2 separate regions of the Mus musculus genome follow, and region 1 is linked to region 2. A link is a loop called in an ENCODE intact Hi-C map of the cell type or tissue named here. Cell type or tissue: heart. All regions are shown on one strand. Each heading gives the region's core, and the rest is flanking DNA. Links, peaks and the distances in the headings are about the cores only.

Region 1 (8,326 bases), core at 152-8,151, 58 kb before region 2:
AAGCCTCCCCTTGTTTCAGGAAAGAGATCCCAGAGCATCCCATAGACCGCGGTTGGGGGTCGTATATCAGGTACCTTGCATATCAGATATTTACATTGCATCTCATAACAGTAGCAAAACTACACAGTTAGGAAGTAGCAATTAGAGTAATGTTATGGTTGGGGTCACCACAACTCGGGGAACTGTTTTAAAGTATCAGGAACTGTTTCAAAGGGCTGGAGCATCAGGAAGGTTCAGAACTACTGCCTTAGACAAAGAGACCAATAATCAAGAACACAAAAGGTAGAGAACAAAGCAAGCTTCTTTAATTCCCACACTTGGGAGACATGCAAGGTTAAACACAGCAAAGCCAGCCATTAGCTGAAGTCTATCTGCTACCAGTGCTGAGTAGGGTTTTTTGGTTTTTGTTTTTGTTTGTTTGTTTTTTGTCAACTTGACACAAGCTGGGTTATCTGGGTAGATTCTCCATTGAGAAAACACCTCTGTCAGATTGCCTTTAGACAAATCTGTGAGGCTGGCTGGCTTCCTTTCTTTCTTCCTTTTCTCTCTCTTTCTTTCTTTCTTTCTTTCTTTCTTTCTTTCTTTCTTTCTTTCTTTCTTTCTTTCTTTCTTTCCTTCTTTCCTGATGCAAAGTCTCTCCACGTAGCCCTGGCTGTCCTGTAGACCAGGCTGGCTTCTAACTCACAGAGATCTGCCTGCCTCTGCCTCTCAAGGGCTAGGGAGAGGATCCCAGTAGTCTCAGAGGCGGGGTTTTATTACAAGGCCCTTCTTTTTACAGGATGGTGGCGGAGAATCTCACGCAGCCCAGGCCGTCCTCACACTGGTTATACTGTGGTGGATGGATTTGGATTCCTGATTGTGAGTTCCAGAATTCCAGGCATTTGGCACGGTACTTCACAAGTGCTTCTTTTAATGTTTATTTTTCCTTTAAAAAAAATCTAAGATTTAGGGGGCTCAAGTGATTTGATGTTTTAGTTGACCTCTGTTAGATTTCTTCCTGGCTTCTGACTGGCTACCTTGAGAAGAGACACAACCACAGATGCAGGTAGGGGCTGTTCAGGTGATGATAGAATGCTTGCCTGGTGTACACAAAGCCCTGGGTTCCATCCCCAGCACCATGTGAGCCAGACATGGTGGTGCATTCCTATATACCAGTCCATGGGGAGGTAAAAGCAGAAGGATCATAAATACAAAGTTATCCTCAGCTACACAATGAGTTAAAGGTCAACCAGAGATACATGGGACCTTGTCTTAAAAGACCAAAACCAAAAATCTTACCATCTTCAGGAGACAAAGTATGAGCCAAAAGCCAGGAAATGATCTGTGTGTGTGTTGAGAGTGTATGTACGCAGGCAAAGTGCTGAGTGTATCATTTGAAGGCAGCTGAAAGGAAGCCAGTTTGGCGGAAGGAAGTAGCCATCAGATGGAAACACTAAGAGTCATAGGATCTTGTGATCTTCACTGTGGCTTGAGGAAGCTGCTGGGTGTCCATATGCAGAACTCTTGTAGCTTGCATGGCTGAAAGGGGTCCTGGTGTGCTGGGACTGTGAGGTGTCCTAAGTTTAAAGAGAGACCGTTTAAAACCAACAACTCAAATTTGAAAATTATTTTACATTGTTATGAAACCAAAATTAGCTTTATTTATGTATTTATTTATGTATTTATTTATTTGGTTTTTTGAGACAGGGTTTCTCTGTGTAGCCCTGGCTGTCCTGGAACTCACTTTGTAGACCAGGATGGCCTTGAACTCAGAAATCCGCCTGCCTCTGCCTCCCAAGTGCTGTGATTAAAGGCGTGCGCCACCACACCCGGATCTATTTATTTTTAAAATTTATTTATTATATTATGTGTATGGGTGTTTTGCCTGCATGCATGACTGTGCATTACATAAACTCTTGCAGTGTCTTCTGAGGACAGGAAGAGGAGTTAGTTTTCCTCGGATTGGAGTTACCATGTGGGCACTAGGAATAAATCTGGGTCCTTTAGAAGAAATCCATTGCCATTAACTCCTAAACTATCTCTCCAGGTCCCAGTTGATAGCAGCCGGAACCCAGAGCTCTCTAGCTGCCTGTTAGTGCTTTAGGCCAAAGGCAGGGCCAATACAGAAAGGCAACACCTGAATTTCAAAGAATGGTGGGCAAAGGGCCCGACTGATGCAATACGAGACCACGCAGCCAAAGTCAGATGCTATGTAGGGAATGAGAGACCTCAGACACTCAGCCCTAAAAGAGATATTTCTATCACTAGAGGTATTGTACTAAAAAACAAGCAACAACAACAACAACAAATACCAAAAAAGCTTATGACATTTAGCAGAACGTCTTGCCAGCATGTTTAAATCCCTTGCTTCCATCCATCCATCCATCCATCCATCCATCCATCCATCCTTCCATCCATCTCCTTACAAAACTGTGAGTGGCGGTCCATGCCTGTACTGTCAGCACAAAGCAGTTGGAGACAGGAGGAACAGAACTATTCAAGGAGCTGGGCAGAAAGCTCAGCCAGGAAACTGTTTGCTATGCAGGCATGAAGATATCAATCCTGCAGGAAAAAGCTAAGTATGGTGGGAGTTGTAGTTTCAGAGAAGACAGGCTCATCCTTGGAGCTTGCTGGCCAGACAGCCTACATGTCCAAGATGGATGGCTCCTGAGGGGGAATAAATCTTAGGGGTTGTCCTCCAAACTCTACACACACACACACACACACACACACACACTCACTCACTCACATGAGTTTAAGGTCATCCTCAATTACATAGAGAGTTTGAGATCAGCCTGGACTATAAGAGACCTTGTTTTCCAAAACATACAAAAACCTTAATTCTTTTGTTTTTGTTTTTCGAGACAGGGTTTCTCTGTATAGACCTGGCTGTCCTGGAACTCACTTTGTAGACCAGGCTGGTCTCAAACTCAGAAATCCGCCTGCCTCTGCCTCCTGAGTGCTGGGATTAAAGGCGTTCGCCATCACACCCAGCTCTACCCAAACTTTTGAACCACTTTTGCTGTGGGGTGTTTGCCAGAGAAGACTGCTCTGGCTTAGGCTTAAGCCAATAGAAAGTATTAGCCCACTGGGGATTACACTGACGGGATCCCAGTGTCACACTGAACCTCTCTTAGGGTGAGCTTTTAAGCATGAAAACCAAATATGTCTGGGTTGACATATTTCGGTTAACAAGGACAGTTAGCCAGAAGCAGAACTACAGAAGCTGAAAAGCAAGCTTAGCACTTTCCCAGAACTATGGGCTTTGATGGATCAGGTCTTCATTTTTGGCAGGTGGTGTTTTGTGCTGAGTTTTATAGCCTGGATACTCCTTCCATGATGGAGCTAAGATCTGGGGCTCTGTTACACTTCTACACAATAGATTGTAGTCCTGGAAAATAAAGGGAACTAGACGCAGCTACAGCCAAGCTTAGGGCTTTAAAAACTTTAGAGGCACCAGCAGGGAGACTGAGAGGCATCCTAGGGCTCCAACCTTGGAGCCTTCAGTCCACTCCATGGAAATCATTAGACATCAATATCTGGAGAGGCGAGGTCTTTACTGTGAAATAAGAAAGGCCTTCCCTGATGGAGTCGAGACAGGGTTTCTCTGTAGCCCTGGCTGTCCTGGAACTCACTTTGTAGACCAGGCTGGCCTCAAACTCAGAAATCCACCTGCCTCTGCCTCCCGAGTGCTGGGATTAAAGGTGTGCGCCACCACACCCAACTGTTCTGATGGAGTCTTATTAATAACCCTCTTCTTCTCCCAGATATTTTTTTGCTTTTCCTTTACTTGAGATAATGTATCTATATGCAGTTTAGGTTGCCTTTCTTTTTTCTTTTTCTCCTTCTTTCTTTTTCCTTTCTTCTTCTTCTTCTTCTTCTTCTTCTTCTTCTTCTTCTTCTTCTTCTTCTTGTTCTCCTCCTCCTCCTCTTCCTCCTCCTCCTCCTCCTCCTCCTCCTCCTCCTCCTCCTTCTTCTTCTTCTTCTTCTTCTTCTTCTTCTTCTTCTTCTTCTTCTCTCTCTTCCTCCTCCTCTTCTTCTTCCTCCTCCTCCTCCTCCTCTTCCTCCTCCTGCAGTTCTAGACTCAGTCCTCATATTCAGCCCCGGGTCAGACACTGCTCCTGTGTGCTCTTACATCCTTGCTTCCCTCTGTCAGTCAGAGGGCCAGGCCTGGAGGTATGTATGTTCAACTTAGCTCCTAGGGAGGCTGAGGCAGGAGGATGTTCTGCCTTAGCTACAGAGTGAGTTCAAGGCTAGCCTGGCTAACTAGACCCCGAGTCAAAATAAATACATAAAGCTCAACGTCCTGGTGTGCATCTTCAATCCCAGCACTCAGGAGAGAGAGGCAGGCAGATCTTTGAGTTTGAGGCTAGCCATAGTGAGTTCCAGGACAGCCAGGGTTATATATTGAGACCCTATCTCCAACAATATACAAATAAATAATAAAGGGCTGGTGATACATAGCACAGTGGTAGAGGGCCAGCTCAGCATGTGGGAGCCTATGGGCTCAATCCCCAACAGAAAGGAGAATGGCCTGGTTATCTGCAAACAATTATGGAATGTTGTTCCTCATCAGTAATCTTCAGAGACCTATTATAGTCAGAAGACCTACTCTCTAGCCATGTTTCACGCTCCAAATCCCAGAAGGTACTAGAACACTGTTCTAATGTCCGTAGCACCTTTCACAGGGGCTGCCCCGGAATTCACAGAGCATGTGTGAGTGGGCAAGCGAATGCAAAAATGAATGGCAGCGTGGGTCAGAGGGTGGGCAAGAAGATGAGTAACAGCTGCTGGCTAAGAGCGGGGAGGTGGGTGCGCACTGGAGGGAGGTGGCACTAAGCAGCTGGGGCGGTACTCGCGCTAGCACTCAGTCTTGGACCAGAGCTGCTGAACGCTGCCCCGGCCGCGGCCACGTGGTTGGGGCGTGGCTCGTGGGTAGGGGCGTGGTCTTACTGCTTGGGGTGAGCGGAGGGGCGTGGCGAGGTTGGCATGGGCGTGGCCACGCCGGACAAGAGCTGGCGTGGGCGGGGCTGGCCGGGCGGGCGCGGGAGGAAGTCACGTGGGCGAGCGGGCTCACATGACTGGCCGCGCGATGGACCCGCTGCCCTCGCCGGCAGTCGCTGCAGCTGCTGAGGCGGAGGCTGACGAGGAGGCGGATCCGCCGGCGACAGGTAGGGCACGCGGCCCGATGGCCCTGTGCGGAGAGCCAAGTGCTTCACACTCGGGGACCACCTGTCAGTGCCACACCTCGCCTGGCCGGGGTGGGGGGGTGGACATTCTTGGGGCCAGCCTCTTCCCGCTGCTCCCTGGGACGCTGCTCTTCAGCCCTCCGTTAGCGAGCGGCCGTGTGGAGTTGCACCTGGGTCTTTTCTGACCCCACTTTGGAGACGTGGTCTAGAGAGTGGTTTATATTCATGTGTGACCATGTCCAGGGAAAGGGATGTGTCTTTGGTATCAGACTCTTTTTCCTGGGGTCCCCGGCTTTGTGGACTGTGGGGACGCATCCATGTGGCCAGAGGCGCAAGGGTGGAGCTGGGCCTGGTGTGTGCCAGCCAGGTCTGGCCAAGTGTCGCTGAGTATGGCCATCTAGAGCATTGGTGGAAAGACAGGTTCTTCTCTTGGGACGAAGGGTTTAGGGTAGTACTTTTAACCCCAGGGGAGGGAGGAGGATGTCAATGAACGCCTCTGAAGAATGGAGAGAAGGTGAAACTCCCCTCGGAGTTGGTCAACAGTCTTTGGGTCTTGTTGGGTAAAACATTGTATTTTTGAGGTTGTATGTTTGAGCCACCACTTAAGTCCCTATACCTGGGCGCCTTGAGAAAGGGAGACTGATCCAGAGCTACTTATGCCTTTTAAGAATGCTTTTTTAAAAAAATATTTCTAACTGTGTATATGTATGTGTGTGTGTGTGTGTGTGTGTGTGTGTGTGTGTGTGTGCGCGCGCGCCCTTGGAGGACAGATGTGTTAGATTCCCGAGAGGCCAAAGTTTCACCTGCCTGTTAGCCACTCAGTAGAGCTGCTGGGACCCAGACTCCTGTCCTCTGCAAGAGCTCTGGAGCCTGTGCTCTGAGCCCCTGCCTGACTCATAAAGCAATTCCTTGTGGCTTGTAGCAGTGGTGATGGGTTAGAGCTCTCTTGGCAAATTTGGGATCTTCCATATTACTTCCTAGAGAACTCAGCTAATGGCTGACGTTAGGAAGGATTTCGTCTAGATTTTTGACAGATCTTGGGCAGTGGTGTGACTTGTGTGTTAGTCACAGCCATGTAGTCCTTCACGATTGACAGGCCATCCCAGTAGCCACGTAAGTAGGAAAATGGGTTTTTCAACCTGTCACTTCCTTCTGTATGTATGAAACTTGGCACCAAGCTGGTGATGTGGCGAAGGAGATTTTCTTCCTTCTGCAAGAAACTTAGTTGGAGTGTGTCTTGGTGGAGCCTTTGGCTGGATGGACTAGAGTCAAAACACCTTTGGGAATCACTCTTGGGAAAACGTATTCTTGTGTGTGTGATGTTCTTGAGAACAGTGTGGCATGGCACAGGGATGGCAGTCAGAGGACAGCTTTGTGGAGTCACTTCTCTCTTCCACTGTTCCTTGAGTTCTAGGGATGGAGCTTGAGGTGGGTGGGCTTGTGTGTGTGAATGCAGGTAGCCACTGAGCCCTCTCACCTGGTCCCGAGGATGGCTTTGCTTTCAGAGGTAAAGAGCTCAGGCAGCGAACTTTCACAGGTTGATTTTCACTTCACTTCCTCTTCCTCTTCCTCATCCTCTTCCTCCTCCTCTTCCTCTTCCTCCTCCTCCTCTTCCTCCTCACCTTTTGCCTAGTAGCCTCCACCTTCACAGTTGGCTGATTTTTGACATCTCAAAGGATTAACTAGTGTGACTTATGGGTACATAGCAGATTTCCACTTTGGCTACCCCTTCAGAGCTGCCGGTAGTAGTCATGCGTAAAGTAGTGTTTGTGTTTGTAGCGGTTTGGAACTGCTGGGAGGAAAATGGGCTCATTGTGGTTTTCAGCACACAGATCCATTATTCGAAAGGTGAACCGTGTATACGCTGCAGGAGATTGGTCCTCAGGAGAACTGAACTTAGTGTGCTGACCTGCCTGGTCTTGAGCTCATAGAGGTCAGCCTCTGTCTCCTGACTGCAGGGATTAAAGGCATGTGCCACCACAATCAGCCTTATTTGTTTATTTTTGAGACAGTGTCTGCTATGTAACTCAGGTTGGCCTCAAACCCATAGTCCTCCTGTTCTCCGTATCTTGTCTTCTGGATGCTGAGATTGTAGGTACATGCTATCACACATGGCTGCACCTTGTGTGAGCAGAGGTCAGTGGTCCAGAGCAAGTTACACTTGCCGAAAACAAAGTGTCACAGCCTCCATAGTCCGTGATGGAGCATTCACAGGCTGGCCTCCCTGTTCAGACGGTAGATAGCATCTACCTAAGCCAGCAACCCTAGGCTGACGGTTTCCATGTCTCTTTCAAGTTGCCTGGCTCTTTTTTGTCTGCTTCCACTTTTAAGGACCCCTGTGAATAGGGGAGGCACCCAGAAAATGAAGATTTGTGTTCTTATGTTCACTTCAGAACAGCCTCGAATTTCACTGTAATTCTAATTCCTTTTGCTGAGTGAAAGTAAGAACATCACCTTTTCTGGGACTAGGATGCAGACATCTTTGGGGTCTTATGTCGCGTTCATCACAAGAAGATATCCTAGGAGTGGAATTGCTGGCTTCTAGGATTTGCACACTTGCTGTCTTTGACTGATGGAAGGCTGGTGCCATGGCTCAGCCAGCAAAGGGACCTGCTTGGGTGTCCTATGTTTGATTCTCAAATGGGACGGATGGAGAGAGTTAAGAACATTTAATTTTGTTTTAATATCCATTATCTTGATTAGTAATGAATTTCAGTTCCTTTACCTCCTTCCTGGTGTGACTCAGTCTCTGGTTTGATTGAGTCTCTTCCTCAATGGCTCGTCACCTTATTTTTGTTTTAAAGATTTATTGGTTGGGTGGTAGTGACCCCTGCCTTTAATCCCAGCACTTGGGAGGCAGAGGCAGGCAGATCTCTGAGTTCCAGGCCAGCCCGGTCTACAGAATGAGTCCTAGGACAGCCAGGGCTACACAGAGAAACCCTGTCTTTTTTTTTTTTTTTTTTTTTTTTAATGTATACACCATTGCTGTCTTCAGACATACCAGAAGAGGGTGTCATGTGGGTGCTGGGAATTAAACTCATTACCTCTGGAAGAGCAGTCAGTGCTCTTAACCACTGAGCCATCTCTCCAGCTCCCAAAAATTTATTTATTTGAGTACACTGTTGCTGTCTTCAGACACACCAGAAGAGTGCATCAGA
Region 2 (8,326 bases), core at 82-8,081:
CTCACAACCATCTGTAATGAGATCTGACGCCCTCTTCTGGAGTGTCTGAAGACAGCTACAGTGTGCTTAAATATAATAAATAAATAAATCTTTTTTAAAAAAGAAAAGAAAGAAATTGACTCATCCCCACGCTACAAGTCTGCTCTGCCTGGCTGCCCCTGGTTCAGACGCAAAGCAAAGATAGAAAGGCTTGGTGCCTATACTTGGCAAGGGTTGGTTCCTTTCTCCTAGGCTGGCAAGTGAGTCTGGGTACCCATCCTTCCCTGCCCATGGCTCACCTTCACTTTCTGTGGGCGTCCCGTGCACATGGTCAGCCGAGAAGATATGCACGTCCATCAGCTCAGGAGAGCCCACAAATTCAAACGAGATGTGGCCTACCTTGTGCAGTGTATCCACGCTCAGACCACTTTCTTCCAGCAGCTCTCTGGACAGGTAAGGAAGGACGTGGGCATTAGCTAGCTCATGAACATGGCGTCCATGCTTGCAAGGGACAGGGGCACGGGACAGCAGCCCCAGGACTTGTGACCTGCGTATTCCAGGAGGACAGCGTGCAGAGGCATTGCTATAACTAGTTGAGAAATGACTTGAACTTCATAAATTCAGACATGGGATTACACACTTGTAATCCCAACACTAAGGAGGTTGGAGCAGGAAAGTTTGGGGTTTGAAACCAACCTGGGCTACATAATTAAAGGCCACCTGGAATATGCAGAAAGACCCTTTAAGGAGGCTAGAGAGGTGGTTTAGCAGTTGAGAGCACTGGCTGCTCTCCCAGAGGACTGGGGTTCAATTCCCAGCACCTACATGGCAGTTCATACTGTCTATAATTCTAGTTCCAGTGGATCTAGGACCCTCATACAGACATTCATGTGGGCAAAGCACCAATGCATATTAAAAAAAAAAAAAAACCCAGACCCTTAAAGAAAATTTAAAAGCCAGGTATGCTGGCCTAGGCCTTTAATCCCAGCCCTCTAGAAGTAAAGGCAAGTAGATCTCCGCGAGTTCAAGGCCAGCATGGTCTACATAGCATCGGTCAGTCTTAAGGGTATATTTCCTACTCTCTTGGGCTTCATCCCCAGCTAGGCTGGCTCTGTGGTCAGACTTCCCTTCTTCTCACCTCTTAGCCCCATCCTCAATGGTCTCTCCTTCCTGCACCTTGCCCCCGAAGCCATTCCAGCGGCCAGCACCAAAGCCCCTCTTCTTCATGCCCAGGAGAACTCGCTGAGGCTGTAGCACTAGCACAAGGGTATAAAGCCTGGAGGTGCTCATGCTCTCCTGGGTCCTGTTAAGAGGATGGGAAAATGTGGTTTGATTGGTCTGTAGTCTGTTAGAGTATGCATCATATGAGTTCTGTTGTGGCCAGGTGGGAGGGAGATACATTCTGGGAGAGGTGGATGGTATGACCTGCTAAATACACAGTCACAGGATATACACCCTGTGGCTTAGCAGGGCATGTACAAATGTGCCTTTGAGGTCCCCTTTTCATTTATATTTTTATGCATGTATATAAGTATGTATGTATGTATGTATTTACAGTGCTGGGGAAAGAACTCAAAGCCTTGAGCATGCTAGGCTAATGCTCTCCCATTGAGCCATACCCCAGCCCCTCACTGGGGGATTCTAGGCAGGGGCTCTACTACTGAGCCATACTCCCAGTACTGAGCCATCTCTCCAGCCCCCAGACAAAGCGTCTTATTTTATTGTTTCCTAGGCCTCAACTGGCTAAGGCAGTATACAGAAACTGGGACCCTCCTAAGAGGCTGCAGTGTATAAGAAAAGGAACTTGAACAAGGGCTGGAGAGATGGCAGTGGTTAGGAGGACTAGCTGCTCTTGCAGAGGACTGTGGTTCCATTTCTAGCATCCACATGGTGGCTCACGACTGTCTAACTCTGTTCTGATGCCCTCTTCTGGCGTCTTTGGGTACCAGGCACACATATAGTATAAATGTTAACAAAACTCCTGTATTCCAGCTGGAGAGATGGCTGCTCAGTGGTTAAGAGCACTGGCTGCTCCTCCAGGGGCACCAAGTTCAATTCCCAGCAACCACATGGTGGCTTGCAATTGTCTGTAATTCTAGCTCCTGGGGATATGGCCCCCTACACAAACATACATGGAGGCAAAGCATCAATGAACATAAAAAATAAATATTTTTTAAAAGCTATACACCACCTCTGGATGGTTTTTTAAAATATTTATTTGTTTGTTTGTTTGTTTATTATATACACTGTAGCTGTCTTCAGACACTCCAGAAGAGGGCATCAGATCTCATTACGGATGGTTGTGAGCCACCATGTGGTTGCTGGGATTTGAACTCAGGACCTTTGGAAGAGCAGTCAGCGCTCCTAACCGCTGAGCCATCTCACCAGCCCCCCAAAATAAATATTTTTAAAACCCTATACGTTCTCGAATAAAAAAATCCAACAACCCTATATGTGCACAATATAAGTTAAAATTTAAAAACAGAATAAGAAGAAAGGGAAAGAAAAGGGACCCGGAAGCTTAGGCCTGGTGCTGAGGTAAGTCAGGAGAAGAAGTGGGCTTAGCATTGGCCTGTGTTCTGACTTGCCTGTGCCTGAGCCTCTGGCTTCCTGACTCAGCAAAGTCAGCCATCTCTTATTAAGCACCGGCTGTATACAGCTGTCTTTCATAGCCACAGGATATCCACAGGATATCTTTCATATCCACAGATACCAGGATACCTTACCCTTCCATGGATACTGGGATTAAAGTATGATGAAATCACTTCTTTGAAATGGCATATTTGCCTGTAACTTACAGACATCCTCCGGCCCACTTTACATGCAAACTATGTAAATTGTTTTCATGTAGGGAGTGATGACAAATGTCCTCACATTCCATACAGATGAGTGATTTGTTTTGCAAGGATTTTAAACGAGACAGAGTTGTGCCATGTTCTCCATTCTGGACTTAAACTCACAATCTTCCCGCTCAACCACCTGAGTGTAGAATGACAGGCGTGCACCAGCGTGCTCAGCTCCTTGTCTCAGTGAAATGAGCAGTGAGGACATAGATTGGAATCAGGTAGAATGGGTGTGGCTATGGCTCTGTTGATTGGCATTGCTTCAAACAGAGTCCCCATACTGTTTCCCTTTGCAATGGAAATGGGAGTGGGTGGGTAGGGGAGTGGGGGGGAGGGTATGAGGGACTTTTGGGATAGCATTGGAAATGTAAATGAGGAAAATACCTAATAAAAAAAGTAAAAAAAAAAAAAAAAAGACTAAGAACAGAGTTTAAGACTTACTTTCTTCGTTTCTGAGGCGAAAACTAGTGCTCCGAGGTCAAATGGCAGAGCCTAGAAGCAAACAAGGGTGTCCTGGTAGCTGTGATAGGTGGTAAATCGGATGTGTGTCAGGGAACTTTGGACAACCTTTGGTCTGAATTGAGGTCAAGTGTTGCAGGTGTTGGAGACAATGCACATGGAGTGCAGAGCCCAGAACCTGCCTGCAGGGGGCACTCTGCAAATGCCGTTCCCTAGCCTCCCCTCCCAGGGGCTATGGCCGGTACAGACAGGCTGCAAACTGCCCATGCATCAGCTTACCGCCCAGGTCCCCTCTCCCTCTCATTTCTGCTCCCTACTCTCTGTAGTTTCCCTGGTCTTCCCGACCTCAGGCCTGCCCAGTACCCCAGTTTTCCTGGTGGGTTTGAAGCTGCTCTCTAGTCCTTCTACCCCTTCTCTCCCCAGATTTTCCCTGGCACCCCACTCCCGACCTCCAGCGTCTCTCCCGCACCCAGATCTCATTCGCCCGGGACCATCCATACCTTCGCGCCCCAGCCAAAGTTTCCCGGGGCGGAGCCTCGCGTTGGAAGCGAGGGCGGGACTTCCGGCGGCGGGAGGAAACCACCAGCAAGCAGCAATGGCCGGGTGAGTGAGTTACGGCGTCTGCCTGCGCTAAAAGGACGTCTTTGCATACAGGAACGGAGTGGATGACAGTAGTAGGGAGCTCAGTGAATTGTGTTGCAGAGGGGTGCTGGCGACCTCCGTCCCGGGGAGCGGGACACGGGTGTACGATGTTTATTCATGTACAGACGTGAGTGAGTGAGGCTTGCAACATAGAAATAGGTGTATGGGCTCCGTGGATAAAGCTGTGCATTCGGGAGGATTGGGGTTCGGATCCCCAGAGCCTACAAAATACTGGACATGTGTGCTGACCAAATGTAACCCCAGTGCTGGGGAGGCAGAGAAAAGGGGTCCCTGGAGAAAGCTGGCGAGATAGACTGGCAGGTTGGCGACCTTACATCAATACATAAGGTAGAGAGCAAGCGAAGGGGACGTCCCTTCTCTACTTTGGACCCCCATACACAGGCAGACACATGTGCACATACATGCTAATACACATGCGTGCATGCATATCGCACATACATATGCAGAAACAAAAAGGTTGAACCAAGACTTTCTTGCCTCTCTGTGTAATGCCCACCCGCTAACTCTTTTTTCGTCATTTCAGGCATCTGAAGCTGGTAGGCGTTCCCCTTAAGGTTCGGAGGTTACACACAGCAGTGTGTCACTACAGGGGCCGGACCGGCGCTGAGCACCTGTGGCTCACGCGGCATCTAAAGGATCCGTTTGTGAAGGCCGCAAAGGTGGAGAGTTACCGCTGCCGCAGTGCCTTCAAACTCCTGGAGATGAATGAGAAGCATCAGATCCTGAGGCCCGGTCTCCGGGTGCTGGACTGCGGGGCAGCTCCGGGAGCCTGGAGTCAGGTGGCAGTGCAGCGCGTCAATGCCACAGGCGCAGGTGGGACCTGCTGGACTCCCAGCTCCTCTGACTACTGCTAGTGAGCAGCTCTTACCTAGAGACATTGTTTGAGGCTCTTTCTAAGTAGGTTTAGAGATGAGAGTTACAGAAATACGACACAGGCTGGGTACAGGACACAGCTGCTAAGTAAAGTCAGGCCCCGCAGGCCTACGAGGTGGAGGCAGGATTAGAAGTTCAGGGTCATCCCAGCTACATGGTATGTCTGTACTAGAGAAAAAAAAAAGGGCAGAGGTAGGGGGTTGGGAAGGGAGCACAGGGTGGTGGTGATGCTATGAAGATGGGTTAGTCAGCAGTGGTTCTCACTCTGGGCTGTGACCCACTGGCTTGGTGGTTGAATGGTGCATGCCGGTAAGGCTGACAAGCTTGAGTTCTCGCCCCAGGATTTACACTGTGGACGGGAGAATTGACACCAGAAAGTTGCTGTGTGGACTCCACAAATGTGCCGTGGCGTGTGCTCACTTGCTTATATACCCTCTCACATACATGATTAAATAAGCAAAATGTTTAAAAAAGAACAAAGAAGAAAACCACAGGAGTTGGCGGACAGCCTGGGTTCGCACTATGTCCCTTTCTCTAAACAAAACAAAAAGCCCCAGAAAACTAAACAATAATGGCTTCCTTTGCTTTCTGTTGCTGTCATAAGCACCATAACCAGACACTGTGAGTAGGAAAAGGTTTCCACCTGGGCTGGGGGTCTGGGCCCTGTAAGAAAGCAGGCTCTTCGAGCCAGGGGAGCAGGCAGGCTGTGCGAGCCAGGGGAGCGGGCCAGTCAGCAGCACCCTCCATGGCCTGTGCATCAGCAGCTCCTGCCTCCAGGCTCCAGCCTTGATTGAGTTCCTGTTCTGGCTTCTTTCAGTGACAGTGATATGGATGTGTAAGTCACGTAACCCCCTTCTTCTCCAACTGGATTTTTGGTTATGGTGTTTCATCACAGCAGTAGAAACTCCAAGACAGCAGGGTTTGGGGACAGGACTACTAATGTGTCCCTGAAGCCTAGGAGCTCTTGGAGGTCCCACTGGGGCCACTGGATTCCTTACTCTGGGAATGTGATAGGCTGTGTACTGTGTGTGTGTGTGTGTGTGTGTGTGTGTGTGTGTGTGTGAAATGGTGCCCAAATAGGAAAGAGAAAAAGCGAAAAAACAGCTGCATCTGTGACATTGCCCAGCTGTGGTGGCTATACCTGTGACCCTAGCCCTCTGGTGGTAGAGACAGGAGAACCAGGAATCCCAGGCCTGAGTCACACAGTTCTCAAAGAACCAAGAGCCAAAAATGAAGGGCTTGGCTCTCAGAGAGGACTCAAGTTCAGTTCCCAGCACCCACATCAGGCAGCCCCTAGCCTCCGTGATTTCACATCCAGGCCTTGAACTGGGCAGGTACCTGCACTTGAGTGCACATTCACACATATGTAAATAAATAATACATCTGGAAGACAAAACAGTAGAGCATGGTCTCACATGGTTCTAGCCCTTTAGAGGCAGAGGCATCAGTTCTCTGAATTTGAGGCTAGCCTGGGCTATATAGTGAGATTGTCTCAAGGAATAAAAAGCAAACAAACATTAAAAACCAAAAAGGATTGTTGGGAGCTGGGTATGGTGGTGCCCACCTGTAACCTCAGGTACTCACTGGGTTAAGTCAGGAACTTATTATGTTTTGGGCTAGCCTGGGCTACCTACTAAGATTCCCATTTTAGAACCAACGCATACTAAATAAAATAAAAAATCATTTGGAAGAAGAGTCCTTCTGTGGGAGGGGAGCCTGGGGTAGTGAACTGACAGTGAAGTGGGATTCAGCACCTTGGCTGCGGTTCACCTCGGCTTGTCACTCTCCACGATGGCAAGGCCATTTCCTTTCTAGGTCTCAACTTCCCCAGCTATGCCAGGGGGAGTAGAGGACACCCTACACTCTACTACGTGTCTTTATTTATTTACTTATTTTTCAACTTTGAGAGACGAGATCTCACTTGGTAGCTCAAACTAGCCTTGAACTTGTGACAGTCCTCCCGCCTCAGGCTCCCAAAGTGCTGAGGTTATAGCCTGTGCCATTATTACATCTAACTCATGTGCCTTCATACCAAAGGTCTTTTGCGCACATACATGCATGGGTGCCTGACTGCCTTTTGTGACTTGTTTTTTGGTAGGGAGATTCATGGTTTAATAACACATTGTGTTACTTCCTTAGATTCCAGCTCTCCTGTGGGCTTTGTGCTTGGGGTCGATCTCCTTCACATATTCCCTTTGGCGGGAGCAACTTTTCTATGCCCTGCTGATGTGACTGACCCCAGAACTTTCCAGAAGATTCTAGAACTGCTTCCCAGCAGGAGAGCAGATGTGATTCTGAGTGACATGGCACCGAATGCCACTGGGATCAGAGACCTCGATCACGATAAGCTCATCAGCTTGTGCCTTACCCTTGTGGACATGGCTGTGGACATCCTGCATCCCGGAGGGACACTGCTGTGTAAAACCTGGGCCGGAAGTAAAAGCCACCTGCTGCAGAAGAGACTGACCCAGGAATTCCAGAGCACAAGGGTGGTGAAACCGGAGGCCAGCAGGAAAGAGTCTTCGGAGGTGTACCTGTTAGCCACCCAGTACCGTGGGGGGAAGGGCACCAGGAGGCCGTGAGTCTGCCCTGCCATTCTGGGGGTGCTTCCGGAGGAGCGTGGATTCAAGCTGCCTTGTGGATATGACCAGCACCCCAAGGCACCTCTGCTTTTAAAGAGATAAGCAAATATTTTCAAGGGCCGTGAAAAAGTGCTAAGAATGGGCAGCGCCATGGCGCAGTGAGGAAAGGGGGATTGCTGCTAAGCCTGACAGTCTGAGTGCAGCATCCGGGACCCCAGAGCAGCGAGAGCGCGTGCACGCACACGCAGGCTGCACACAATATGAACAGATATATTGGTACTGTTAGTTTTTGGCAATTTGTCTGGGAAGAAAGAATCTGACTGTGGAATTCCTCCATCGGCTCACAGGCTGAGCCAGGGAGACATTGATGAGTGACTGACGTGGCAGGGCCCAGCCCTGTGCGGGTGCTGCCATCCCTTGGCAGGTAGCCTGAGTTGTATGAGAAAGCGGGGTGAGCAGGACTGAGGAACAAGCCAGTCATCCATACCCCACTCCCCGTCTCCAGTTGCTGCTGCCTCCAGGTTCCCACCCCGAGAACCCACTTTGATTTCCTTCAGTGATGGACTGTGGTTGGGATGAGTGAGGCAAAGAAACCCTTTCCTTCCAAGGCTTTTAAATGCTGAAAACAAAGCAGTCTTCTCTATCATGATTTTATTTTTCTGGCTTTTGTTTACTTGTCTGTTTGTGAGGTTGAGTGTCACTATAACCCAGGCTGGCTATGAGCCCACAGTCCTCCTGCCTTGCTTCCCAAGTGCTGGGATGGCAAGTGTACACTGCCACACCTGGCTCACGCCATGTTTGAAGAGAATGTTAGGAGAGTGAAGGATATAAAAGGAAAAACAAAAAACAGACAAACTAGGCAGTGGTGGCACACGCCTTTAATCCCAGCAGAGGCTGGAGGAGCTCTGTGACTTGTGACTTAAGAGG

The links. A loop is a pair of places that touch in the nucleus more often than their neighbours do. Peaks named below come from ENCODE experiments on the same cell type or tissue, not always from the same donor. Only the 100,000 strongest peaks of a DNase experiment are listed, where the experiment ranks them.
Region 1: a loop joins it to region 2, with 2.0 times the contacts of the local background. A loop is called at or near these places in 19 of 42 quality-filtered maps.

What each region holds. Positions count from the first base shown.
Region 1 is chr5:140,385,972-140,394,297 of GRCm38, reverse strand. It overlaps Snx8 (sorting nexin 8), which reads left to right and starts at 4,990. Exons shown (of 11, transcript NM_172277.3): 1 at 4,990-5,150. The coding sequence starts at 5,057. In heart, for the core only: no CTCF peak of the experiment used is centred there; DNase peaks (open chromatin) are centred at 1,407 and 4,977; H3K4me3 peaks cover 1,918 bases; H3K27ac peaks cover 1,601 bases; H3K27me3 peaks cover 396 bases.
Region 2 is chr5:140,327,411-140,335,736 of GRCm38, reverse strand. Mrm2 (mitochondrial rRNA methyltransferase 2) reads left to right here and starts at 3,839. Exons shown (of 3, transcript NM_026510.1): 1 at 3,839-3,884; 2 at 4,468-4,757; 3 at 6,957-8,063. The coding sequence starts at 3,877. The coding sequence ends at 7,399. It overlaps Nudt1 (nudix (nucleoside diphosphate linked moiety X)-type motif 1), which reads right to left and starts at 3,877. Exons shown (of 5, transcript NM_008637.2): 1 at 3,782-3,877; 2 at 3,264-3,314; 3 at 1,118-1,282; 4 at 279-424. The coding sequence starts at 1,269. In heart, for the core only: CTCF peaks have their summits at 1,737, 1,937 (motif pointing left) and 3,474 (motif pointing right); a DNase peak (open chromatin) is centred at 3,816; H3K4me3 peaks cover 1,757 bases; H3K27ac peaks cover 1,514 bases.